Linked DNA regions of Homo sapiens: region 2 is linked to region 1. Evidence: chromatin contacts called from ENCODE Hi-C or POLR2A ChIA-PET data. All regions are on one chromosome and are shown on one strand. Each heading gives the region's core, a stretch centred on a gene start or an enhancer-like site at or near the end of the contact. The rest is flanking DNA. Distances are from core to core; before and after follow the strand shown. Region 1 overlaps LOC105372666 (a long non-coding RNA gene). Region 2 overlaps BCAS1 (brain enriched myelin associated protein 1).

The links. A loop is a pair of places that touch in the nucleus more often than their neighbours do. ChIA-PET counts read pairs that join two places held with the same protein, here RNA polymerase II (POLR2A). Pooled maps may share reads with other maps.
Region 2: a pooled map shows a loop between it and region 1 (6-fold over the local background). The contact joins two enhancer-like sites. A Hi-C loop is called at or near these places in 7 of 50 pooled maps. POLR2A ChIA-PET finds 5 or more read pairs at or near these places in 2 of 52 experiments (CD4-positive, alpha-beta T cell and endothelial cell of umbilical vein).

Annotation. Positions count from the first base shown.
Region 1 is chr20:52,406,821-52,412,896 of GRCh38, reverse strand. The region is part of intron 4 of LOC105372666 (a long non-coding RNA gene); the gene reads right to left. Among named protein-coding and RNA genes, the nearest start is that of LINC01524, 210 kb to the left of the region's middle. Within about 2 kb of position 2,581, at least 5 of the 41 ENCODE cell types and tissues checked have a DNase peak (open chromatin) inside an H3K27ac peak, as active enhancers do; they include CD4-positive, alpha-beta T cell, where a contact is called at or near this core.
Region 2 is chr20:53,947,104-53,953,179 of GRCh38, reverse strand. The region is part of intron 12 of BCAS1 (brain enriched myelin associated protein 1); the gene reads left to right. Among named protein-coding and RNA genes, the nearest start is that of BCAS1-AS1, 35 kb to the right of the region's middle. RefSeq lists an enhancer at 3,984-4,083. Within about 2 kb of position 3,724, at least 15 of the 41 ENCODE cell types and tissues checked have a DNase peak (open chromatin) inside an H3K27ac peak, as active enhancers do; they include CD4-positive, alpha-beta T cell, where a contact is called at or near this core.

The sequences.
Region 1 (6,076 bases), core at 1,332-3,831:
GAACAAATAACAGGATGTTCAGAGAGAATATTGTTACCAGTTGAGTTATGGCTAACATATTTGTCCATTTTCTTAGTCCATTTTCTGTTGCTATAACAGAATACTACAGAGTGGGTGATTTATAAAGAATAGAAGTCTATATGGCTTATGTTTCTGGAGGCTGGGAAGTGTAAGAGCACATCACTGGCATCTAGTGAGGCCCTTCTTACTGTGTCATAACATGGTGGAGGGCATCACACAGCAAGAGGGCAAGAGTATGTCAACTCAGGTCTCTCTTCCTCTTCTTATAAAGCTACTAGTCCTCTCAATGGGGCCCCACCCTGATAACCTCATCTAATCCTGATTACCATCCAAAGGCCCTGCCTCCAAATACTATCAACATAAATTTGGGGATTAGGTTTCCAACGCATGAACTTCTGGGAGACAGATTCAAACCATAGCAGTGCTCATTACACCAACAACAACTCAATGAGATAAACATTATTTTTATTTATTTATTTATTTATTTATTTATTTATTTATTTATTTTGGAGACGAGGGTCTCGCTCTGTCGCCCAGGCTGGAGTGCAGTGGTGCAATCTCGGCTCACTGCAACCTCCACCACCCAGGTTCAAGTGATTCTCCTGTCTCAGCCTCCTGAGTAACGGGGATTACAGGCGCATACCATAACGCCCGGCTAGTTTTTTGTATTTTAGTAGAGACGGGGTTTCACCATGTTGCCCAGGCCGGTCTCGAACTGCTGAGCTCAGGCAATCTGCCCACCTCAGCCTCCCAAAGTGCTAGGATTACAGGCGTGAGCCACCGTGCCTGGCCAACATTATTATAATCTCCATTTTACATGAAAGAAAACCAAGGTTTAAAGAGGTTATGTAACTTGCCCAATGTCTCACAGCTGTTAAGTGGTAAAGCCAGGGTTTGAACAGGCAGTCTAGCACCAAAGCAATCCTCTAACTCAAGTGTCAACAACAAATGTTTTTTTAAATGGTCGCCAGATAGTATTTTCACCTTTGCAGGCCACACAGTCTCTGTTACAAATATTCAATTCTGCTGTTGTAGGGAAAAGCAGTCATAGATGATATCTAAATAAATGAGTGTGGATGTGTTCTAATAAAACTTTACTGACAAAAACAGGTGGCTGGCTGGATTTGGCCCACTGGCTGTGGTTTGCCTACTTGTGCTCTAACCACTAATGTAGACTGTTTCTAATAATGTCTATCAGGTGACTGAAATATGTCTGAGCACACAATAGGAGTGGAATAAATAATCATTAATATTATTGACTACCATTATGAAAATAAGAACAATTGCATGCCTTTGATTGCACTAAACAGTCAACTCAAGCTGTCTTTATTTTTTTTTTTTTTATAGCTACATTCATTTCTGAGCTGAAAGGCTTCTTCATGTAATTTCATCTTGCCGCCATCCAAGAGGGGGATGCTACAACACAATCCTCCTCTCCGATGGGATTTTAGTCAATCACATCTACAATACAGCTTGACCTCTGCTTTCAACTGGGGCAGGCGTGGACGCTGGGGATGGCTCCTGGGTCACAGCACAGCAAGCTGCTGCCATGCTCAAGGCAGTAATCAGCTCACGGATTTCAGCCCAACTCCTGGGGGCTGGAGATGCCAAAATGTGCCCCAAACTACCTGTCAGCAATTAGGAGCCCAGGAAACAGGGACTAGGCTTGCCTGATGGGAAGACATTTAAAGCATCAGAAAGGCTGACAATCCTCACGTAAGGGTGGGCCTGGTGTGGGGGTGGCAAAAGGGCGACTCATAAACCACCAAATGACAGAGTCCAAATTGCTCCATAATGATGATGCGATGCATCCCTTGACACCAGGGATGAAGTCGGACCACATGTAACAGAAGCCAACAGAAATTGAGAAAAGCTCGGTGTCAGATGAAAAGCAGTGATCAGTCTCGACAGGATCTGTTCTACTCCATTTTACCCGGTGCACGTTCTGGAAGCAAACACCCGCCAGCAGTGTATTCTTTTTCCCCCAAAGTTCAACGGGTGAGATGTGAACACAGGCAGTAAAAAGCCCTGAATGTCTGTGGCTTGTAGGGGTCGTAATTCTTTCTCACAAAGTTACCTTTCCTGTTTCTATGAATTACTCTTACATTCTTGTAAGAGATATGGTTTGAGGTATTTATGGTGCATTCAATTCAGCTATCATTGATTTATTGAACGAAACCAGCTCGGGGATATGATGGAAAGGCCCCAATTCCAAAAACTCTTACATCTCCGCACGAAGAGCATTTTCTGCCCTGTTGGCCTCCTGCAGATGACCAGCCGAGATAAACAGAGGGCACCCACTCTCTGTTGCAATGTGCATGGTGATGTGAAGGAATCAATCAGACAAAAGCAGATTATTACAGTGTCTGCGAGAGATCAAACAGTGCTGGCATTCGCACCCACACACGCCTGATTTACAGGCGAGCTGATAAAGTGCTGCAGCTCACTGTCAGGAGAACATGACAACTCCTTGAGCTTGTGGATAAATTATTGCTGAAGCCCATGATAACATTTCTCCACCTAGCAACCAAACATAACAGGATGTGGCTTTTAGTACGAGGAGCCAAATGATACAAAGACAAGACGCCCAGGAGCTCTCAGAGCTCTGAAGGCACATTCTAAGATGCAATTGTGAAATCGCAGCCTCGTGAAAACACATGTGAAATCTATTTTGTAATTAATAACCATGCAGAGGATACCCAGACCTTTCCTATCCATGCAGATGCAAAGAAGAATGTGCCCTCTTTTATGATGAATATTGCTGGAGCCAAAAGTTATCTCCCTCTGAGCTCTGTGCCTGGGACTGTGCTGCTTTATGTGAATCCAAGTGGGGCCCCAAAGTGTGGAACCTGTCCTGTATACCTGCTGATAAGTGCAGTCAACTTGGAGTCAGCTGGGCCCATAGAATAAAACAACATTGAATCCCACAGTGAGAAAAATTGCCCCCTTTCTGGTTCTTTATTGACTTTCCCAATAACATCAAGGAGGGCTGCAGTGTGGCACTAGTATGTCTCAAACACCCTCTAAAAGTGAAAAATGTATTTTTTAAACAAAGAAAGGGAGACTGTGTCTAGCTAGAATTTGTAAAAACCAACATTGTTTAGCTTTCACAATTTTCATTCAAGTCACCATCTTTTCCATGTGACATTGTTTTCCAACTAATGGAGGTGATATCCAGTGTCTGTTTAAAACAAATTTACTTGAGACATGAACCGTATGAGGGCAGGAACTTTTGCCCTATTTGTAAACTGCTAGACCCTCGAAACCTCAACAGTTTCTAGAAAATAGACTGTCAATAAATATTTATCTAATGAAATTTATTAAACGAAAATATCAAGTAAGTGATAGTAGAAATGGTGCCAACGTAGCAGGATTTGTGATGAGCGCACAAGATGAGATAGAAACATAGCAAAATACGTGAAAGTGGTACTCAAACAATTAGTGTTGACGAATGGGACAAATGCTCCTTTGATGTTCTTTGTAAGCCTATGAGGCAGGAACTATTATTTACTTTTCAGGTAAGGAAAATGATACTCAAAGATATTAGGTAACTCATTCAGAACCACAAGCCTCTATGTGGCCGAATATGAATTCAGCCTGAGCACCTAGTCTTAGAGGTAAGCTCTGAGGTGCTCCATTCAACTTCTTCCCTCTCACCTAAAGAACTACATTGTGAAGTATCTGCTATTGCCCCCTCTTCACATGAAAGAAAACTGACTTTAATGAACCTGCCCAACATCATGCGGTGATCACGGGCTGGGATTCAAACCCAGGACTGCTTGGCTGACGGCTTCCACTAGGCTATTCTGTCCTCAAAGAAACTTGCCCCAAATGATCATACAAGCAGCTAGAAATTAGATTTTAACTGGTATCTAATTAAAACTCTGGGTCACACCTACCTTGAGTGCTCTAAATGTGTTCCAGAGAACAGAAACATCATTTGATCAATAAAACAGAAAATTAGCTCAGCACCTAAATGCATTTGAGACACTGCTTATAATTGCCAAGAACAGTGGCCAAAGGTAAAAGCAACTTCAGTCATGCTTGTTTTACAAACACACAAATAGCCACTGGTACAAAAGGGAAAACTTAGTCCTTTCCTTACCTTTTATCTGCAGGTACCAAGATAAGCAGCTATTATTGGTAATGAGGAAGGAACCATGCTACAGCTCCTTGGGAGGGGAAAAACGAGCAAAGGAACTAAGAATCCCATTAAAGTATAATCTTCAATTTTAAAAAAGCATGACTCTCCTACAAATATACAATGAATACATGTCAAAAATTTTATTTAATTCATTAATTAATGAAGAAACAAACATAATGGTAAGGTTGGTTAAAAGGAGAAATTGAGGAATGAGGATTTATATCGTAAGTTGGCCAAAAGGATGCAGAAATAAATGTGCTAACAGAGTCAAAACTGGGTAATGTTGTATAGGGTCACTAAACTATCACCAAGAGGAGTTATTTTTCTCCAAGACAGAAAACATAGTTAACATACAACTTAAAGTATCTGGTTCTAACCAAATAGCAAATTGCAGCTAAACACAGGTGCATTCTTCTATATAATCAATCTTGGGTGAATTTTTTCAACACTCACACTGAAAGGACATGGACTCATTCTCAGCTTTATTTGCAAGTTTTGGATAATTTTTTAAATCATTTCATCAAGTTTTCACTATTATTTCTGCTGTCTTTGTGTGTATAGGAATGTAGTGCCCCACTAAAATTCTGATTCAATAGATTTGCAATGGGGCCTCAGAAAGTGTATTTTAAGAAGCTCCCAATGTGATTCTATTGCTGATAGTCTATAATCATATTAAGAAATAACCAGTTAAGGCCAGGCGCAGTGGCTCATGCCTGTAATCCCAGCACTTTGGGAGGCCGAGGAGGGTGGATGACGAGGTCAAGAGATTGAGACCATCCTAGCCAACACAGTGAAACCCCATCTCTACTAAAAATACAAAAAAATTGGCCAGGCATGGTGACATGTGCCTGTAGTCCCAGCTACTCAGGAGGCTGAGGCAGGAGAATTGCTTGAACCCAGGAGGCAGAGGTTGCAGTAAGCTGAGATCGTGCCACTGCACTCCAGCCTGGGAGACAGAGCAAGATTCCATCTCAAAAAAAAAAAAAGAAAAAAGAAAGAAAGGAAGAACCAGTTAAAGTGATTTAAATTATAACTTTTGGCAAGTGACTCAATGAAAGATGCTTTCATTTGCAAGAAATGAAAACTTAGACAAACTGGTTTCAAGAAGGAAAAAACTTTAACATCATAAAGATAAGAGGTAATGGGGGCTCTGGGGTAGTAGATTCAGTAGCTTAGGGATGTCTATATTAGCGAGGTAGACTCCGCCCTCCCTCTACATCTTCCTGGAGCTATTGGCAAGATGGCTGTAGCAACTGCATGTGTCACTTCCTGGCCCAATATATAGGGAAAGAAGGGAGACTTCCTCTTACTGTGCAGTCTCTCTTCGCAACACTTTCCCAGAAAACCCCAATCCCAGTAGATCTCCCTCCACAACTCATTAGCCAGGATTTACCAAGTGGTCATTCCCCCAAGCCAGTCACTGGCAAGGGGAATCTGAATGGGAATTCTTGACACCAATCAGGGTGTACTGAAAAACTGGAGTGGGGTTGGCTTCCCTTGAGGCAACTGAGCTAATGTGGAAGGCATGGACATCTGAACAAAATTAGCATTGTTTTAGAAGGGAAGTAGAGGTGGGTGTGGGGAGGAAATTAGTCCAGTAACTGACAGAGTCCAGAATTAGTGTATTTTTAAAAAAAAAAAGTTACAAGCATGATCTTAAAATTAGGTTGCATCTCAGATGTGTGGACAACAGCAAAGACATGGAATCAACCTAAATGCCCATCAGTGGTAGACTGGATAAAGACAACGTAGTACATATACATCATGGAATACTACATAGCCATAAAAAGAACAAGATCATGTCCTTTGCAACAACATAGATGGTGCTGGAGGCCATCATCCTAAGCGAACTAATGCAGGAACAGAAAACCAAATCCTGCATGTTCACACTTACAAGTCAGAGCTAAACAC
Region 2 (6,076 bases), core at 2,475-4,974, 1.5 Mb before region 1:
ATAGAGTTCATGAAACAGGTGAGATACTGCATCTAGTCACCTAGCACAGTGCCTGAGACCTAGGGAGCAATCAGCATGTAGAAGTAATCGTCATCATCACCATCAACATCATCATCAGTTTTGTTCAGTGTCTTGTGCGTAGCAGATGCTCTGGGTAATATTTGTTGAATGAATGAATGAATGAATGCATTATTGGCTGATTTTATTTACATTATATTATACCAATTTGACGTGTTAAAAAAATTAGACAAATCAAATTTAAACACACTTTATGTTGTGAGCAAAGAACAGTTCATGAATTGGGCAGCACTCAAAACCCAAAGAGGTTCAGAGAGCACTGCCCAGTGGCATGAGCAGTAAGATTTTATAGGCCAAACATGGAAGCAAAGTAGAAAACTTATCTGATTGGGTACAATGAGGTGTTTGCCTTATTTGGTCACGATGTGATGAGTTGTCTGCCTTATTTGGGAATGGTCTGATCAATTGGTTGCCTGTGATTGGCTGAAGCTCAGCTATTTGTGATTGGCTGCAACATGGCTATTTGTTACAAAAAAAAGGATACTCATAAGGTAGGTTTTGGTTTGTTTACTTACTAAATGTGGTTGCAGTTTGTTACATAGACACTGGGAGTAAGGAGACTGCCTCAGGCTAAAGGCCTCCTGCTTATTTAATTTAACAGGGGTATAAATGCACAATTGTGTTACTCCATGGACTATAGAATCAATGGCTGCTAGATGCAGAGGAAATTTTTTTACTGCTTGCAATTTTAGGCAGACTGGTGGGGAGGTGTTTTAGATGTGCTTATTTTACTCTCCTCTACAAAATGGAAGCCCCTCTTCACCACTGGACTCCCAGCTCCATGAGGGCAGGGCACCACCTTTCAGGTTCAAGGCTGTATCTCAAGGACTTGAAATAGGACTGCATAAACAGCAGGTGCTTGATAGACAAAGGAATGAATGGATGAGATTAAAATAATAGATACCAAAATATGATATATAAAGTTGGAATACATTACTTGAAATTGTTACCCTTCGATAAAACATTGTACTCAACTTTAACCACACTTAACAATTTCTACTTGCATGTTTAAAAAATACCCACTTTGAGAATGGAGACACTGAAAGTGGGTATCCACTAATCATTTGATTTACATATGGAAACCACTGAAATTTCTTCCCTTCCTTCCTTCCTTTTTTCCCTTCTTCCTTCTTTCATTTTTCTTCCAAAAATATTTATTAAGCATTCCATCTAAAGCACATTCACACTCATAGCTTCTCTCTCCTATCCCACAAGATGTAATAGTTCCTTATTAGCTTCTTCTTTCTGGGTGTAGTGCAGTCTTCAAACTAATCATGTAGTCCTTGCAGTGGTTTCATTGATGTGAGGAAGGCAGATGTTGATGTAAAGCAAGAATGCCAGTTTGTAGCCCTGAGAGAAGGACTTCACCCAAGTGGGTGAGGCTGTATTGGATTTGCCAACGCAAGTCTTCTCAAAATGTACTGTGCACACGAATCACCCAGGGATCTATTAACACACATTCTGATTGAGTAGTTTTGGGGTCCAACTTGGGATGCCACAAAGCTCCTGATTGATGCTACAAAAGCTGCTGATCCAGGGATCACACTTTGAGTAGCAAGTTCCTAAAGGACCAGGAAAGATGTTGGGGAAAGTATTTGGATTTCTTGTAGTTTACTTCTTTTGTTTTTTTGAGATGGAGTTTCGCTCTTGTTGCCCAGGCTGGAGTGCAATGGTGCAATCTCGGCTCACCGCAACCTCCGCATCCCGGGTTCAAGCGATTCTCTTGCTTCAGTCTCCCGAGTAGCTGGGATTACAGGCATGCGCCACCACGCCTGGCTAATTTTGTATTTTTAGTAGAGACGGGTTTCTCCATGTTGCTCAAGCTGGTCTCGAACTCCCGAGCTCGAGTGATCCGCCCGCCTCAGCCTCCCAAAGTGCTGGGATTACAGGCATGAGCCACCATGCCTGGTCTTAGTTTACACGTTTTTAACCCATGATTTATTCATTCATTTAAAATGAACACCACCCAGGGAATGATTTACACTGTGGCTTCTAATTATTTTAATAGAAGCCAGCCTCTACAATAGGTACGAAGGCTGAAAAAGAAAGATGGTATGGAAAAGTTCAGATGATTTCTAATAATCTGGTCATTCACTTAACAAATATTTGTAGAATATTTAGAATCCTGGCAGTGAGCTAGACCAGGGGTATTAAAAATGCAACCCTTGTTTCTATAAATAAATTTTTATTGGAACATTGCCATGTTCATTCATTTACATGTTGTCTAGCTGCTTTCACACAAAAACATGAGGGTTGACTAGTTGCATGACTAGGGTTGACTGGTTGGGTTGACTAGTTGACTAGACTGCATGGCTCATAAGGCTTAAAATTTTTGCCAACTGGCCCTTTGCAGAAACATGTGCCAAGCCTTGAACTAGGCGCTGGAGGTATATTCAGCAAACAAAGGGGACAGGGTCCCTGACATCAGGGGTTCATATTCGAAGGGGAAGCATGCAGCTAAAAAGTATTAGTAGATAAGTTTAAAAACAAGGTTAAAATTATTAAAACTACAACGTTAAAATTACAAAATTAAAGACAAAATTTGCCAACAAAATTGTAGGTCTGGGAGATCACTGAGGGAAATAAACAAGGTCCCGCGATAGAGTTTGCCTGAGTATGGATGGGGGGGTGTGTGCTACTTTTGCCTGAGTGTGTCTGGGGGCGGGGTGTGCTACTTTTAATCGGTGGATCCCAAAATTGTCTCTGAGGAGATACATCTGAGATGAGACAGGAAAGGTTAAAGGTGCCAGACAGGAAGAGAGCAAGGCTCTTTCTTCCAGGAGGAGGGGACAGCCCTGGCAAAGGCACGGGGGTGGGAATGAGCTTAGTGAGCTTAGTACATTTCAGGAAGAGAAACAAGGCCGTGGTTGCTGAGGGTGGAGAGGTAGGGTAGGGGGAGAATGATGGAAGTAAGATTGGAGCCGTGGGCGGGGACCTCCTCATGCAGGCTGTACGGGCTGTGCAAGGAATGCAGACATAATCCTATCTGAGCAGGGAAGCTACTCACAGATATTAAGTAAGAAGTCTTGGCCCCTGTTGATAACATTCGAAGATTTTATTTTGCTGCTGTGGTGGAGAATGGCTGTTGAAGGTCATTAGGAGCTAGTTAATACAGGTCATATTTCTTGGGAGAGCTGATGGAGATTGGCCTGGTGATTCCTGAAGAAGTGACAAGAAGTGGACAGGTTTGAGACACTAATTACAGTTCTAGACACCGAGTCCCTCCTCTGGGACCACACTCCTTTACAGACCTCATCTCTTTAGGATGGCAGCATCCCTTCAGGCTGGGACTGCTTCTGCCACACCTCCCAGACACATAAGCCAGGCCTCCAAGAAGCTGTGTCTTTTGCTGAACATTCCACAGGTTGTCAGAGACAGAGGCAGCATTCAGCTCAGGCCCCCTAGACCCCAAGTCCTGCATCGTCCCAGTGTCACAAGGCCTCCAGCAATGATGGAGGACGGAGGGGGGCTTCCCTGCCGCTTTCCAAAGACCAAGCCTCGAAGACTTTCAAGCTGGACACATTCCCCAGGGTTGCCTGACCGCCTTCCTGGGAGGGGAATGCTGGCAGCCGAGCCTGTCACCACCCACAGAACTATTGTGGTGCCTGTTACCCACAGGAAATGAGACACACCGCAGGCCGATCCCTGCATGATCTTTGTCTCACAGTGACGTCCTCGTTAGTCAGGTCCTTTTTTCCTCCTTCTCCATCATGCTACTTGAGTTCTAACTGAGAGCAACCCACTTGGTTTTCAAAAATCTGAAAAGAACTGGAAGGAAGCCCTTGGCATTCACAAAGTCCAACTGTTTGAAAACATTTTCCTTTCTTTTTGAGCAAAGGGACTTTTTTGTTTACAAAAGAAAATGTCACAAAACCTGGGTGTGTGTGTGTGTGTGTGCGGATATATGCATATACGCACACACAGACACATATGATAAAAGTGAAACTATTCTGATTGATGGAAGACTGGGTTTCTCCCTTCCCCTAAGCACCACTTCTTTGATGGCCCTTTCCCAGCCTTCCCCTTTCCCATTTTCATGAGCCCCTGAAGTGCTAGATTGTGTGCAGCGCAATCTGCAGGCAGGTTTAGCAGGTGAACAAATGGAGGCTTGAAAAGGGAAGACATCTGTCCACACTGGTGTGGGCTGAACCGAGGCTTGTGACAATCAGCGCAGTCACTGCAAGGAGCCTGAGACCGAGGGTTGGAAAGAGCGGGCAGTGAACAGAAGAGAGCCGGGGACAACAGGTGAGCTGAGGGCCAGATTCCAAGTCAAAGTGGCCAGGCCGTTACCGCATGACCTAGTCCTAGGTCATCTTGGAGCCTCAGTTTCTGCATCTGTAAAATAGGGTGAATAATAATCACTGTCCACCTCACTGGGCTGGAGAGAGAACAGGTAAGAGAATGGGTCTGGTTTGGCCTTGTGAACTGTGACGTGTAGTCCTGGTATATAAGGCAGGAAAGGGGTTGCATTTATGTCTCTGGCCTCCAAGGTGGAGTCCCAGTGAGGCCAGAAGGGCATGTGTATGTATGAGGCCAGTGAGTCAGGTGTGGTCTGTGGCTACCTGAAGGGCAGGTGCCCACCTAAAGGGGGTGCCCCTCCTCAGCACCAGCCACATGTTACCTTGGGGGACTGCAGACCCATTGTGGCAGGACCTGTCCATTTAGTCAAGAGAAAATAACAAAGGTGGAGAATTTTTAAGAGCAAATACCTAATTTTTAAATGCCAGCATCTAATTTTTTTTTAATAAATGAAGAAAATGCTTGTACAAGTTCATCTATTGCAAAGTTCAGGCCCGTGGCAGCCACTTGGCCATCTGAGTTTGCTGTTTAGTCCATCAAGCCCCAAGATCAAGCTCATGGAACCTAAAGGATGGAAACCTCGGGGAAGTAAGCTTTAATAGAGGTGAGTTGACTGGGCAGGGTGGAGCCTGGGTGAACCAGGATCCACGGCAAGGCACGCTGGGCAAACAGAGGCAGGATGGATGGCTGCCACCCGTGGCCAGCCTGAGACCAGGCTCTAGACACTTGCAAGAAGCTTGTTCCTGGACTTGAACCTAGCTCTCATCTAGTGGCTGAGTGAGCTTGGACCTGTCATCTTGCTGAGTTTCAGATACCAGATCAATGAAGTGAATGGTGCTGACGTCACAGGGTTAGCATGAAGATGAAGGGCAGTAGTGTACAATGCCCTTAGAGCAATGCTTGTGAGGTTTAACTAGTCAGGAAAGGCTATTTTGTGAGTATTATTTAGTTAGCCCCTGCCCTGGGTTGTAAAGGTGCAGAGATGAGTCGGGCACCGCTGTGCCATGGGGAGTTTGTGCTCTAATCACAGCAACAAGCGATTACAATGCACGGTAAATGGAGGGGTTGGGGAATGGCCTTTACCCAGCTCAGGGTTCAGAGATCGGGGACAGAAGCCGGCACCCCACTTACTGGCAGGAATTTGACTGAAGTGGCTTGGGCTCGCTGGGCTTCAGCAGCCTCCTCTGTAGCCTGAGAGCGACAGTGGCGTCAACCTCGTGGGCTGCAGTGAGGACCGGGTGGGATGGCAGTCTAAGACCTCACACAGATGAGGCAGCAGGCTCTCAGCGGTGAGGGACCGGCCAGAGGTCATGCAACCAGAAAGGGATGGAGCATCCCCAAACCCACAGCTGACTCCTGAGCCCAAGCTTTTGGTATTTCACGGTGTCCTGGTCATCTCTTGATGCCCCAAAACTATTAATAACACAATGTATTGTCTGCAGTAGGTCCTCAATATATGTTGTTGAATGAAGTAGTGAATTCAACTACCACCACTAAAAATAATCATAACTCTTTTATCACACTTACTGTGTGACAAAGATTGTTCAAAGTACATTGCATATACTAACACTTAATCTTCAAAACTACCCTGTGAATTCCCATTTTATCAACGGTAAAATTAAGGCTTAAGTAGAGGGTTAAGCAATTTGACCAAAGTCACCCAGCTAGGAAGTGGCAGGTCTGGCGTTCAAAGACCAGC